Regions from separate parts of the Mus musculus genome. Here region 2 is linked to region 1. Evidence: chromatin loops called from intact Hi-C (ENCODE). Cell type or tissue: left cerebral cortex. All regions are shown on one strand. Links, peaks and the distances in the headings refer to the core of each region. The heading gives the core; the rest is flanking DNA.

Region 1 (6,337 bases), core at 627-5,626:
TGTAGGCGATGAAATTCAATGAAAGCTGGAATAACCACATGGAAATTAGGAGTTCCACCTTTTTTTTTTCCCCTTTTGGTTTTTCGAGACAGGGTTTCTCTGTGTAGCCCTGGCTGTCCTGAAACTCACCTCTGTAGACCAGGCAGGCCTTGAACTCAGAAATCCGCCTGCCTCTGCCTCCCAAGTGCTGGGATTAAAGGCGTTCGCCACCACGCCCGGCTCTAACCACCTTATTTTTATACTGACAATATGATCTAGTCGTCACCCCGATGAATATTTAACATAGATGATATGACGGTTAGATTTTATTGTCAACTAGACACAATCTAGGAGTCTTGACAAGGGATTGTCTAATTTGGTTGACCTGTGAGCCTGCCTGTGGGGGACTGTCTTCATGTTCACATGAATGGGAGGTTCCAGCCTAAAGTCAGGTGGCACCATTCCTTGTCTGGGTTTGGGTCTTGGACTGTGTAAACAAGGAGAGAGGAAGCTGAGCCCACGCGTGCATGCGTTCCTACCCTCTCTGCCCTTAACTGTGGATGTGACTTCTGCTTCAGATTCCTGCCCACTCCCACCCCCACCCCAACATCGGACTTCCCTGCCATGACGGATAGTAAGCCGGAATTCTGAGTCCAGTGAAGAGTCCTAAATGATTCTGTCAGAGTGTTTTTATGATAGCACAGGAAAGGAAGCTAGGAGGGCGGAAAAGCAGGGTTACATGAAAAGACTTACTGTCTGCATCCCTTTGAATAACTCAATGATAAACTCAGAGTCCCTAATAATGCGTGGGTTTCCCTTTTAAAAAAATTTTTTTAAAGTGCATCTGCTTAGTGTTTTCACTTCTCTCCCTGTGTCTTGTCATTCTTGTGTTACCTGAGTGCTCTCTCTCTCACTCTCACTCTCTCTCTCTCTCTCTCTCTCTCTCTCTCTCTCTCTCTGTGTGTGTGTGTGTGTGTGTGTGTGTGTGTGTGTGTGATTGTGTGACTATGTGTCCCTACAAAAGGATTTGTTTTCTTCTATTGAACAAATCAAAAAGAGTCACATGGGAAAGGAATGAGGGGTACTTTACAGAAATCTTTGAGGTTTTTAACAAGGGTTTTAGATACTGACTCCAGTTGACCCACATGAGCAGACTAATACTATCCAATAATATCAGTGTGTTGTCTGCAACATTCATGGCAGGCATTTATTTTGTAAGGTGGTGAGTTTGCTTTCCATCTATATTTGTTATTTCTAGCATTTATTAGCATAATATGTGAACAATGCATTAATCTAGGTCAGGGGCACAGAACTGTAAAGATGTGATTTAAGATTACAGCTATGCATTGGTTTAGCTTGTAAAAGTTGACTGCATGGCAAAAGTCCAAGGTAAGTAAGGTTTGTTGTTGCACTGTGCTCTGAAACGTAGGTTAAACAAATAGACTCAGTACACAACAGGATAGCTGTCTTAAGTCTTAAGTGACCTCAAGGTGTATTATTAACTCAGTGGTGAGGTCCAGCAGAACTTGCAGTTTCTTAGAATGTAAGTGGTAATGTCACAATGTTGTTTTGCTACCATTCCCAAATGCTCATAGCAGTTTGACGAACAGCAACACAAAATTCCATCAACAGGTAAACAAAGAGAGCAAGTGTGGTGCCCCAAGCCTGTAATCCCAGCATTTGGAAGCTGAGGCTGGGGAATTCCACAAATGAGATCCTGACTGAAGTGGGAGGAGGGGAATTGAACAGAGCAGGCAATACAGCTCTGTGTAGAATGTCTGCCAAGCAAGCTGAAGGCCTTGGTTCAGTTACAACCCTGCAAGACAAGTAAAGTAGGAACCACTGGTCTATGAAACAAGAGGATAAAATTCAACATAAATCTATAGATGAGATAATCCAAATCAAATCGCCAAAGTTCCACCTAACAAAGACTCTTGTGATTATACTTCACATTTTTGTCTTTTATCTTTCATATCATAATATTTCTGGAAAATGAACCAAATGGTAACACCAATATTACACTTATCTAGGGACAGGATCTTAGGAGAGATACTGAAGATAGTTACACAACCAAAAATGTTATGCCTGTGAAGTAATGATTATATATTGAGATTCATTTCTTAAGAGACAATAGCTCTGCATGATTTTAATAAGGCAATTTATACAGCATTATTAATTTAAAACATGTGTATTTTAACATCCATGTGAGATATACACTGGGCTCACTACTATTTAAGCTGGTGTTGACAGACAGCATCAGTGACCCTGTGGTTGCCCTCTCTAGTGCTCTGCCCCATTTCACAAAGGGAGAAGCTGGGCTCAGAGACCTCTACCATGTCCTATTCTTTCTCAAACCCTGCTCAACATGGAAAGTGAGTCCAAGACAGCACTTAGGGTCAGGATCCCGCATCTCTGTTGTTCTTGAGCCATTGTGCCTCCTAGTTTCAAAGCTGTAAAGACTTCACCTAGAATAGTGATCCCTGCTTCTTTCCACCTCTCAAGGATGCCCACCTCAGGGCATCCAGAGAGAAGGCAGGAGGGAGCCCATTCTTCAAATAAGGGCCTCTTGGTCCTTGTCAAACCATGTTGTCAAAACATTCGCAAGGACTTCAGAAAGGAGTCCGGTTTCTATGGCAACTGGATGCAGGAGGTCTTGGTGAAACCGGAAATGCCTCCGTGTGCCCACTCCTCCCCCCCCACCTCCACCACCCCGCCTCTTTATGCCTTTTTCTGTTTCTGAGAACAAAGCACCTTTCACCGTTTAGGTACCCTAAGGAATTGTCCCTTAAAGTGAAATGGGCACAGAACTGAAAAGTATGTTTTTAGAGGCAGAACGATGCTCATCAAACCAGATTATTTAAAAGACATTTTGGTAGCCATAAAGATATCAGGTTTCTAGGGCAATATCGATGCTAGGATTGTTAGACAAACTTATAACACTTCCACCTGGCCCTTTTACATGCCCTAGCCTGTCCCTGAAAGTAAAATTCCTTAAGGCAACCAAAGAAATCAGTCATTTGAATAGGTGTACCAGGGTGCATTTTACTAGCAGATCTCTGAGCAAATTGTGGAATCAAAACATGTTCGCAGAAGCAAAACCCTTGCAGATCTAACTAAACTGTTATTGGTCACCTTGATGACGTCAGGTTACTGTGGCAACAGCGGCCTGCAGCCTAGTCCTCCACTCTGAAACTGCTTGCACAAACCACCCCATCTCTCTCTTTCTCTAAAAGTAAAACGCTTACTCTATTGCAGGCTACCTTCCTAGAAGAGAATGCAGACAATTGGGAGAATTCTGCTCAGTTTCTGAAAGGCAAATAGATGTTTGTTTACAGAAAGTTTGTTTGCTATAATGGTGACAATAGGGACTTTGATTGTCAGAGAGACTCAGAGGTATTTATTATGGTGCAGCATAAACTGTGTTCAAATCCATTCTGATAAATCCCTTTGGGTGCATCAGTTCCCATATAAATTTAAAGTTAGGCAGCAATACCTCCTTCTCATACGTCCTTAGGAAGTTTTGGTGTATCTTATCACTTAGTGCTAGATAACAAGCAAGCTACCAATACTACTGTATATTAGTAACATTTCTATTGCTAGTGCTACTATTATGTTGAGTTATTCGGATGAGTGTGGGTTAATATTCATACATAACTTTCATCAAAGATGGTAAAGTCGTGTCCTTTGCACTGCTCAGAGAGACTGAGTTATTGGGCCGACATCATGGTTTAGCAGGTAAAGCATTTGCTGCTGTGGAGAAAGGAGAGAACCAACTCCCAAGGGTTGTGCCCTGACCTCCACACATGGGCCGGATTGCTAATTTCCTTGGTGCCCTATGTTATTGTAACTGATAACTTATGCTCCCTTTTTCTAAGTCTTAAAATTACACTTATTGATGCATATACATGGCCACTAAAAGAACATAGTTTTCCATTATGTTTCTCCTGAATTTTCCCAAACAGAACCTCTTGAATTGGCAGAAGGCATCCCTGCTTACTCCCTGAGTAGAGGATTGGGTTTGCAAACGAGCTGTTCCTACCATGCTCTTGTTTCAAATGTTTGTTACCTGACTAAAGGCTCCATTAGGAAAGTTGTGAAAACTTAAAGAGATGTGTAAGAGAAAGTAGTTCACTTCATATGTTTCTGTGGGAATATATTATTCTATCCTGTGAGATTCCTGTAGGTATGTGATGAACACCTCTCTTCTGGCAGACATTCCTGCTGTCATGTTATAGTGGACTTGATCATAAAGTTGTCTCCATAGTGGAATTTAATCATAAGATTAAACTCTTCATCCTGGATACTTCTGATAAGTATGTTGGTCACACCCATGCAAAAACCACACAGTATGTCATGTGCAGAATTGAACATATTAATGGTTAACATTCTTATGATCTCTGATATTAGCATTATGACATATTCTGTTGTAGGTGTGCATATGCAAATGTAACTTATATGTCACATTTGTTTTGTTTTGTTTGTGTTTGTTTGTTTGTTTGTTTGTTTGTTTGTTTGTTTTTCGAGACAGGGTTTCTTTGTATAGCCCTGGCTGTCCTGGAACTCACTCTGTAGACCAGGCTGGCCACGAACTCAGAAATCCGCCTGCCTCTGCCTCCTGAGTGCTGGGATTAAAGGCATGCCCCACCATGCCTGGCAATATGTCACATTTAATATGAGCATTTTCCTATAGAGTGTTACTATTCTGCTTTTCTGTTGTTTCTGGTTTTGCTTTCGATGAACTATTATGCTGAGTTGAGGAACACCTTCTGATTTAAAATCAAGGTATAAAATATGTTCCGATTTTTCCCTTCTCGCTCATGGATGGATGCAGGATATACATGTGTATGTATGCATGCCCACTATGGTGACATGTGCATATTCATGGGTGCTTCTGTTGTTTCCATACTGAGAACCCCATTTGTCCTAGGTCTGAGGCCATCAAATTAGAAGAACTCGCCCAGGGTCCTGAGGTCTGTGCACGGTCATGACAACAAGAACGCAGGCCTGGTCTCTCACCTTGTCTGCTTCATTATTACTCTTTACTCCATTATGATATTTCTTGTTACTGAGGATCAGTGAGGAGAAATCTCTTCACGCATACCAGACAGCGAGAAAATGAGAGAGCAGAAGTCACAGGGGATCAAAAGCATTAGATCAGAAGTCCCCACAGCTCGGGTGTGGTCCTCAGCTTTCACCTTGTTGGGACTGTCTCCTGTTAGCTATGGCACATGCTAAGCTACCTGTCTCCTGAGCTCCTGGGAAATATTTTGTTACCACAGCTTGTGTGGTTGGAGGAGTTCTGGGATTATAGACATGTACTGTCTCATACAACTGTACATGAATTCTGGAGATCTGACCTCAGGTCCTCATGCTTTTCTGGCAAGCACTTTACCCAAGGACCCATTTACTCTCCCCACTTCCATTTCCTTCTCACTGCTGTATCCTGGAGTCTCAGATTCAAATCTTGTCACTAAGAGATAGAGGACTTTTAATGTCTGATCCAGCCACCCTTCTTCTAAGTTTCTCTCCCCAAAGCACAATGCACAGATATCAAAAGGCATAAACAAGTATAAGGTCTTTCCTTGTAAAATAAATCATAACAGAACAAGACTAAAAATAATATAGATTTTCATCAGTGTGGGAGTCACTGAACAATACAAGTTAGGTCTACATCCTCTACTAGAACACAGGTATAATAAAGCAGGCGGTCTCCCTTTATCTATTACTATAAATGAGCTTTGGTGTATTACTAAGTGAAGAGATTAAGATATTAAAAATGTCTAGACCTGATGCTATGTAGTATGCATTGGATGTGTGTAGCATTGGAAAGCTACATGAAACCATTCAAATATAAGATTAAATTCATATGAAATTCATATTTCATTTTCCTATAATACTCATCCTTTATCAAGTGTCCATATATTCAGTTTCCAAACTTCAAAGAAACTTGCATATAAAGAAAAAAAGTAAGATTTTTGCTCAACCTCTCAGGGTACTAGAATAACAAACGTATTTTGAGAAGTAGAACGGTTGGCTCTTCACTCTACTTAAGGAGCAGGAAAGGCTTCCCCTGACCTGGACTCGAATTGTTAACTTTGTAAACTTTGGAAACCATCAAGACAGGAAAGCCTCCAGGTCTGGTCTTAAGGAGCTCCAGCATCCAGGACCCACCCCCAGACCTTCCTAACTGTCATAACAGAGATTCCAGCCTCCGTAAAGGTCACAGAATTTATGCCCAGCCTCTCAACAGGACTGGCTCCAGATTATGCTAATTTTAGGTGAAAAGTCTAAGCAAAGCCCACCAATCCTTGAGCATGAGAACTCAACAATCCATGAACAGGAAAACTCACCAATCGCT
Region 2 (6,337 bases), core at 560-5,559, 190 kb after region 1:
AAAGTAAATAAAAATTTCTTTTAAAAATTGGGATAATATTCAAAATAAACAGAAAAATATACTGATATCTGTAGGATTATCATTATGATTCACAACACTGGAAACAACCCATGTGTTTACCATTGAATGCATTGTTAAATAAGATACAAGAGTATGTTTTCACAATTAATGGGATGAAGTATTGATATGCTCGAACAGTGATGAGCAGGTGAAGTGAAGGAAATCAGATGCAAAAGATTAAATGCTGTGATCTGGGTGTAGCTCACTTGATAAACTGTTTGCCCGAGCTCTGGGTTTGATTTTAAGCAGCTAATAATCTGGGTGTCCTTGTATATATACTTGCAACCCCAGTACGACAGCAGTAGGTGAAGGCAGGAGGATAAGGAGTTCAAGGTCATCTACAACTAGATAGTGAGTTCAAAGCTAGCCTGGGTTACATGAAATCTGTCTGAAAATATAAACTAAAAAGGAAGACTAATGTTGTGTGAGTCTACTCATATGCAATGGCTGAAATGGCAACTCTAAAGACACTAAGAATATTTGTGGTTGCTGGGTTGAAAGAAGGAATTAGGATTTAACTGGACTAAGGGAGGATAGGATATTGGAGGATGATGGGAACATCTAAAACTCAGTTGCCCTGCTCTGTATATTACTATTCATCACCCTATTGTTATCATTCTTTCTTTTTTTTAAAGATTTATTTATTACTGTAAACAAGTACACTGTAGCTGTCTTCAGACACACCAGAAGAGGGCATCAGATCCCATTACAGATGGTTGTGAGCCACCATGTGGTTGCTGGGAATTGAACTCAGGACCTCTGGAAGAGCAGTCAGTGCTCTTAACTGCTGAGCCATCTTTCCAGCCCCCCCCCCCATTGTATTTTCAAATGGGTAGATTTTATTGTCTGCAAGTTATATTACATGAAAGATGATAAAACATAATACTGGCCTGGACTTCCACCATATCTAACCATTGCTGCAGATGGTAGCTATACTGAAGCCCCGCTGACTATATATTGATGCAAATTTCTGTAGTGATTATAATTTTCACTTCCTACCACAGGTGCTAACTTTACATTCCTCGTTTGCAAATAAACAAATAAATAAAAGCCACTTTACATTTCACCACTTCACATCTTTTCAACTATGGCAGTGGAGGAGAGTGGGGTTTGGACAGAATTTAGTACCACCCCTCTTTGTCTTCAAGGAGTCCAAATGGCACTACCTTTCTTTAGTGTTAATTTGACAGTGCCTACCCTAGGGTAAATAGGTGCATGTCCTTGTACCACCAGTTTTGTTTGCACGAATTCACTTTCAGGGCAGTGTGAGAGATACTGGTAAAGCCCTTTTTCTAGGCTCACACAGGACACAAAAGCACTGAAAAGGAAGAACGAAGCAGAGGGAAATGTGGTCCTCACCTCCCTCACCCCCAGCATGTTCTCTCATACACAGACATATTTACACCAGACGGCTCTTTTAGAATATTAGAATTCTCTAAGTCAGTTTGCTAGGCTCAAACAGGGCTCACTCATCTCATGTCACAAATGGGTACATGAGCTTGGTCTTAAACTGTGCCCTCTAGCAGCATATGCACCCTGAAAATGTCACTCACTACAAAGCCTATGACAGGGAATATCAGGATACATCCAACAACATGATGTTGTTAAAATTTACTGTGTCGCTTCCATAGGCAGAGATTTTGGAGACAACAAAACCACACTATAATGAAAATCAGGATGCAAGAATATTTCTTCACTCTCAGCTTATCAATCATTTCAAATGTGCAATGATGCAACAAATGCTGTTAAAATGGCTCAGGGTGTTTTGCATTAGCAGAGATGTGCATATATCTGAATATATGTGTTAGTAAGCAGCAGAGTATTACATACACTGTTTTTGTCACTCAAAACTACTTAAGGAACTAAACTTTTATTACTAGTATACTGAATAAATTTTGGAACATCCATAGAGTGAAACACTCAGCCAACAAACATAAATGTGAGGTTTCCTTGAAATTAGTTTAAAACGTTATAGAAATATATTGCTCTAGACAGTCATAGTGCTGTATACATATAAACTCCATTATTGAGAGAGCACTGAGACAGAGTGATTCAATGTAGTCTTTGCTACATAATGAATTCCAGATCTATGTAGGCTGCACAGGAAGAGTCTGTCAGGAGAGGAGAGGGGAGGGGAGAAAAGAGGACAGGAGCAGGAAGAGGAAAGAGACAGGAGAAGAGGAGAGGGCGGGGGGTTGGGGAGAGGGGAAGGGAATGTGGAATTGGGGAGAAAGGAGAAATCAGAAAGGAGACAAGGAAAACAGGCAGTATTTAACCCAGAAATTTCAAAGGATAAAACATTTGCTTTCATGTAAAAGTTTCTGTCCATGATGATAGGCCAGTCTTTCTGTCTGGTGGCCCACATTATTCCTGTACACTAGGACTGTCCTCTATTCTACCTAGGCTTCCTCAAAACTCTGAAGATGGGTTGGCAACAGCCACTCTTTTCTACCTTCCCACTCAATCGGCGTTCAAGCTGCAGAGCAGAATTATACCACAAGGTGGCGCGACTTCCATCCCCAGACCAAATGTGTCTTGGAAAGCATATTATATAACGAGCAGGAGATTAAGTCTCTACATTTAAAACTAGCTTATACAAACTGATTCTAATTCTGTCTAAAAAAATACAGGAATGGATGAATATTGTAAAAACACACTATGAAACACCAGGTTGCTCTTATGCGACTTGGCAGCCAGTCACAAGCAGGCATAGGGTAGCCCAATGACCCTGAGTGTCAGAGGGACAGAGTGCCAAAGTGGGGTCCGGATGTCTGTTCCATAGCATCCTGAAGAGAAGTGACAGAGGACAGGGTGAAGAAAGGTCTAGAAAGTCCCATACCAAGGGTAGGGTGATGGAAAATGAATATCCTGATCTTTATGGAATGTGTGTATCTTAATTTACACAGACTGCAGAAAAGATAGATCAGAGAATGCCAGGTAGATTTGAGGTCGATAGCAAATATAAGAGATTTAATATACGTATGGCATTTCCAAATAAGAATATTAGCACAATAAACCCCGTTAGTGCATCTGTTTCTCTGCAAATGTCCACCCTAGCAATTAAAACATATAGCTGGCACCGCTTGAATGCCATCTCTTGGTCAAAGTGAAGACTGCAGCTGTATCTGAGCACTTGGCCACAGCTGGAGAAAAGAGGAACTTCTGCCTACTGCCTTTAATGAGACCAAACCTCCAGGGCTTTGGGTTTCTGTCACCATTGTTTTCCTGGGCTATAAACAGGCACATTTTATCACATTCCTAAAGATAAGATTGGAAGGTAGCTGGGCAGTGGTGGCGCACGCCTTTAATCCCAGCCCTTGGGAGGCAGAGGCAGGCGAATTTCTGAGTTCGAGGCCAGCCTGGTCTACAAAGTGAGTTCCAGGACAGCCAGCGGGCTGTCTGTCTCGAAAAACAACAACAACAACAACAACAACAACAACAACAACAACAACAACAAAACCAAGAAAGAAAGAAAAAGATAAGGCTGGGTATGGTGTAATAGCATTACTTACGAGGCACAGGCCCAACTGATGCGAGTTTAGGGCAGGTATGGGCTACATAAGTAGTTCAAAGCTAATCTGGACTACAGAGTAAGACCCTGCCTCAAAAACAAACTTAACAAATAACAACAACGACAACAAACCATTGGGTTCTAGGAATTAGAAACATACAGGCCCACATACACAGAGTTCATTTTATTTTTCCATTTCCCTCATTTTTCATTTTCCCCCACGAAACTGAGTGAATTTTTTCATAAAAACATGGCAAATAACTTAATGTTTTGTCAGTTTGGGCAAACATATTTTCTCCTTTCCATTTTACAAATACATTTTATCCTCATACAAATTTCAAACGCTATGAAAGCACATTTGATTATTTGGACTAAATATACCCTTCTTGACCGACCTAAAGCTGCCTGTCCCTGTAGGTGACCTGAGGATGATTGTTGTCAGAATCGCAGGAAGCGCTGTCACACGCACCCTGCTTTTCCTACTCCTCAGAAAATGGTAAGGAAACAGGTAAATTGGCAGTAATTAATTCCTATGACTGGCAAATTTCAACATCTTAGTCAACTTCTATGACTCGTGCAGCTTCAGTTAGCGTTTTTTGTTTGTTTGTTTGTTTTAAGATTTTTATTTATTTATTATTATAAGTAAGTACACTGTAGCTGTCCTCACACACACCAAAAGAGGGCATCTGATCTCATCACAGGTGGTTGTGAGCCACCATGTTGTTGCTAGGATTTGAACTCAGAACCTTCAGAAGAGCAGTCAGTGCTCTTATCCGCTGAGCCATCTCTCCAGCCCTTATATTTCTTCTTTTGTCAACTATCTGTTCATCTCATTAGCCCTTTTGTCTATTGGAAATTCTATTTACTTGGTGTTTAATTTCTGTAGTTCTTTGTTAAATTCTGGATATTAGTACTTATTAGAAATATAGCTGGTGAAGGCCATTCTGTGGACTGTGTCTACCTACTCTGCTGATAATTTCCTTTACTGTACAGAAACTTTTCTCTGTGTAGCCCTTGGCTGTCCTGGATCTTGATTTGTAAAACTGGCTGTCCTGGAACTCACAGATATCTACCTGCCTCTGCTTCCTAAGTGCTGAGATTAAAGGAGTGCACTACCATCACCCAGCCAGTAACTTTTTCAATTTATATACTTGGAGTAAGTTCCTGTGCTACAAAAGTTCTGATAAATTTTTTTTGCCCACCCCAGTGCCTTTGCCACAGTCTTAATGTTTTCCTTTACAGCAGTGGATCTCACCCTTCCTAATGTTGCAGTCTTTTAATACAGTTCCTCATGTTATGTTGACCTCCAACCATAAGTTATTTTCGTTTCTACTTCATAACTGTAATTTTGCCAGTGTTATGTATTGTAATGTATATAACTTAGATGCTACCCTTGTGAAAGTGTTATTCACTCCAAAGGCATCACGAGTGATCCATAGGTAGACAGCTACTGCTCTAGAATTTCCAACAGTTTAGGTTTTGAATTAAGGTCTTTAATCCATTTAAGACTGCTTTCTATAAGGCAAAAGATATGGAAATAATGTCATTCTTCTATAAGTAAGTGGATATCCTGTTTTATTCCAACCCATGCATTTACTATCTTTGCTGAAGCTGTAGCTTTGTTGGTTTATTTCTAGGTCTTCTATTCTGTTCTATTGATCTGTTTTTATGCCAGTGCCAGGCTATCTTTTTCTTTCTTTCTTTCTTTCTTTCTTTCTTTCTTTCTTTCTTTCTTTCTTTCTTTCTTTCTTTCCTTCCTTCCTTCCTTTCTGTCTTTTTTTTTTTTTCGAGACAGGATTTCTCTGTATAGCCCTGGCTATCCTGAAACTCACTCTGTAGACCAGGCTGGCCTTGAACTCAGAAATATGTCAGCCTCTGCCTCCCAAGTGCTGGGAATACAGGCATGGGCCACCACTGCCCGGTGCCAGGCTATCTTTATCACTAAAGCTATATCGTATAATTGAGATCAGGTACTGTGAAATATTTAGCTGTGTTTTTTGACTTGCTTTGGTTAATTATGATATTTGTGGTTGCATATGAATTTCTATATTGTTTTTCCTACATTGATAGAATATGACATCAGGATTTGATGGATATTGTATCACATCTGTCCATTAATTATATTATAGAGCCACTTCCCCCAATATTTCACCATTCAGGAAGCATGGAGTTCTCCATTGTCTAGTGTCTTCTCCGATCCCTTTCACAATGTCTTTGACTTTTGATTTTAGAACTCTTTTTTTCTCCTTGGTTAGATACTTTAGTTTTTGGAACTATTATGAATGGGACTTTATTCTAATTTCTTTTTCTAAGATTTTATTGTTGCATGCATGAAAGATACTTTAAAAACACATACTCCATAAAGCTAGAAAGGCTAGATGAAATGGATGAATTTCTAAATAGATATGACTAACCAAAACTAAAGCCAGAAGATAGGAGGATACTTAACCTAATTCATTACAAACAACCAGATCAGTACTTCAGTCTAAAGACCCTTCAAAGAAAAGCCCAGGACAGGACACTTTCACTGCAGCATTCTGTCAAACTTTCAAGCAAGATTTACTATCAATTCTTTGGAAGTAGTTCTACAAATCAAAACAAACCAAAACAACAACAACAACAACAGAACACTACCAAATTCATTCTAAGTATCATATCGACACTAAGATCAGGTAACAACACAAAAAGACAAGAAAACTCCAATGAACACAAATGCAAAAATGGCAATAAAATGCTTGCAAATTGTATTCTGGAAGATATTAGGAA

The links. Hi-C counts contacts between places; a loop is a spot of excess contacts. Peaks named below come from ENCODE experiments on the same cell type or tissue, not always from the same donor. Only the 100,000 strongest peaks of a DNase experiment are listed, where the experiment ranks them.
Region 2: a loop joins it to region 1, with 2.4 times the contacts of the local background. A loop is called at or near these places in 4 of 42 quality-filtered maps.

What each region holds. Positions count from the first base shown.
Region 1 is chrX:136,310,286-136,316,622 of GRCm38, reverse strand. No RefSeq gene overlaps it. Among named protein-coding and RNA genes, the nearest start is that of Bex3, 43 kb to the right of the region's middle. In left cerebral cortex, for the core only: no CTCF peak of the experiment used is centred there; a DNase peak (open chromatin) is centred at 3,132.
Region 2 is chrX:136,124,081-136,130,417 of GRCm38, reverse strand. It overlaps a transcript of Nxf3 not described here. Among named protein-coding and RNA genes, the nearest start is that of Bex4, 12 kb to the left of the region's middle. In left cerebral cortex, for the core only: a CTCF peak has its summit at 2,557 (motif pointing right); DNase peaks (open chromatin) are centred at 2,551 and 3,071.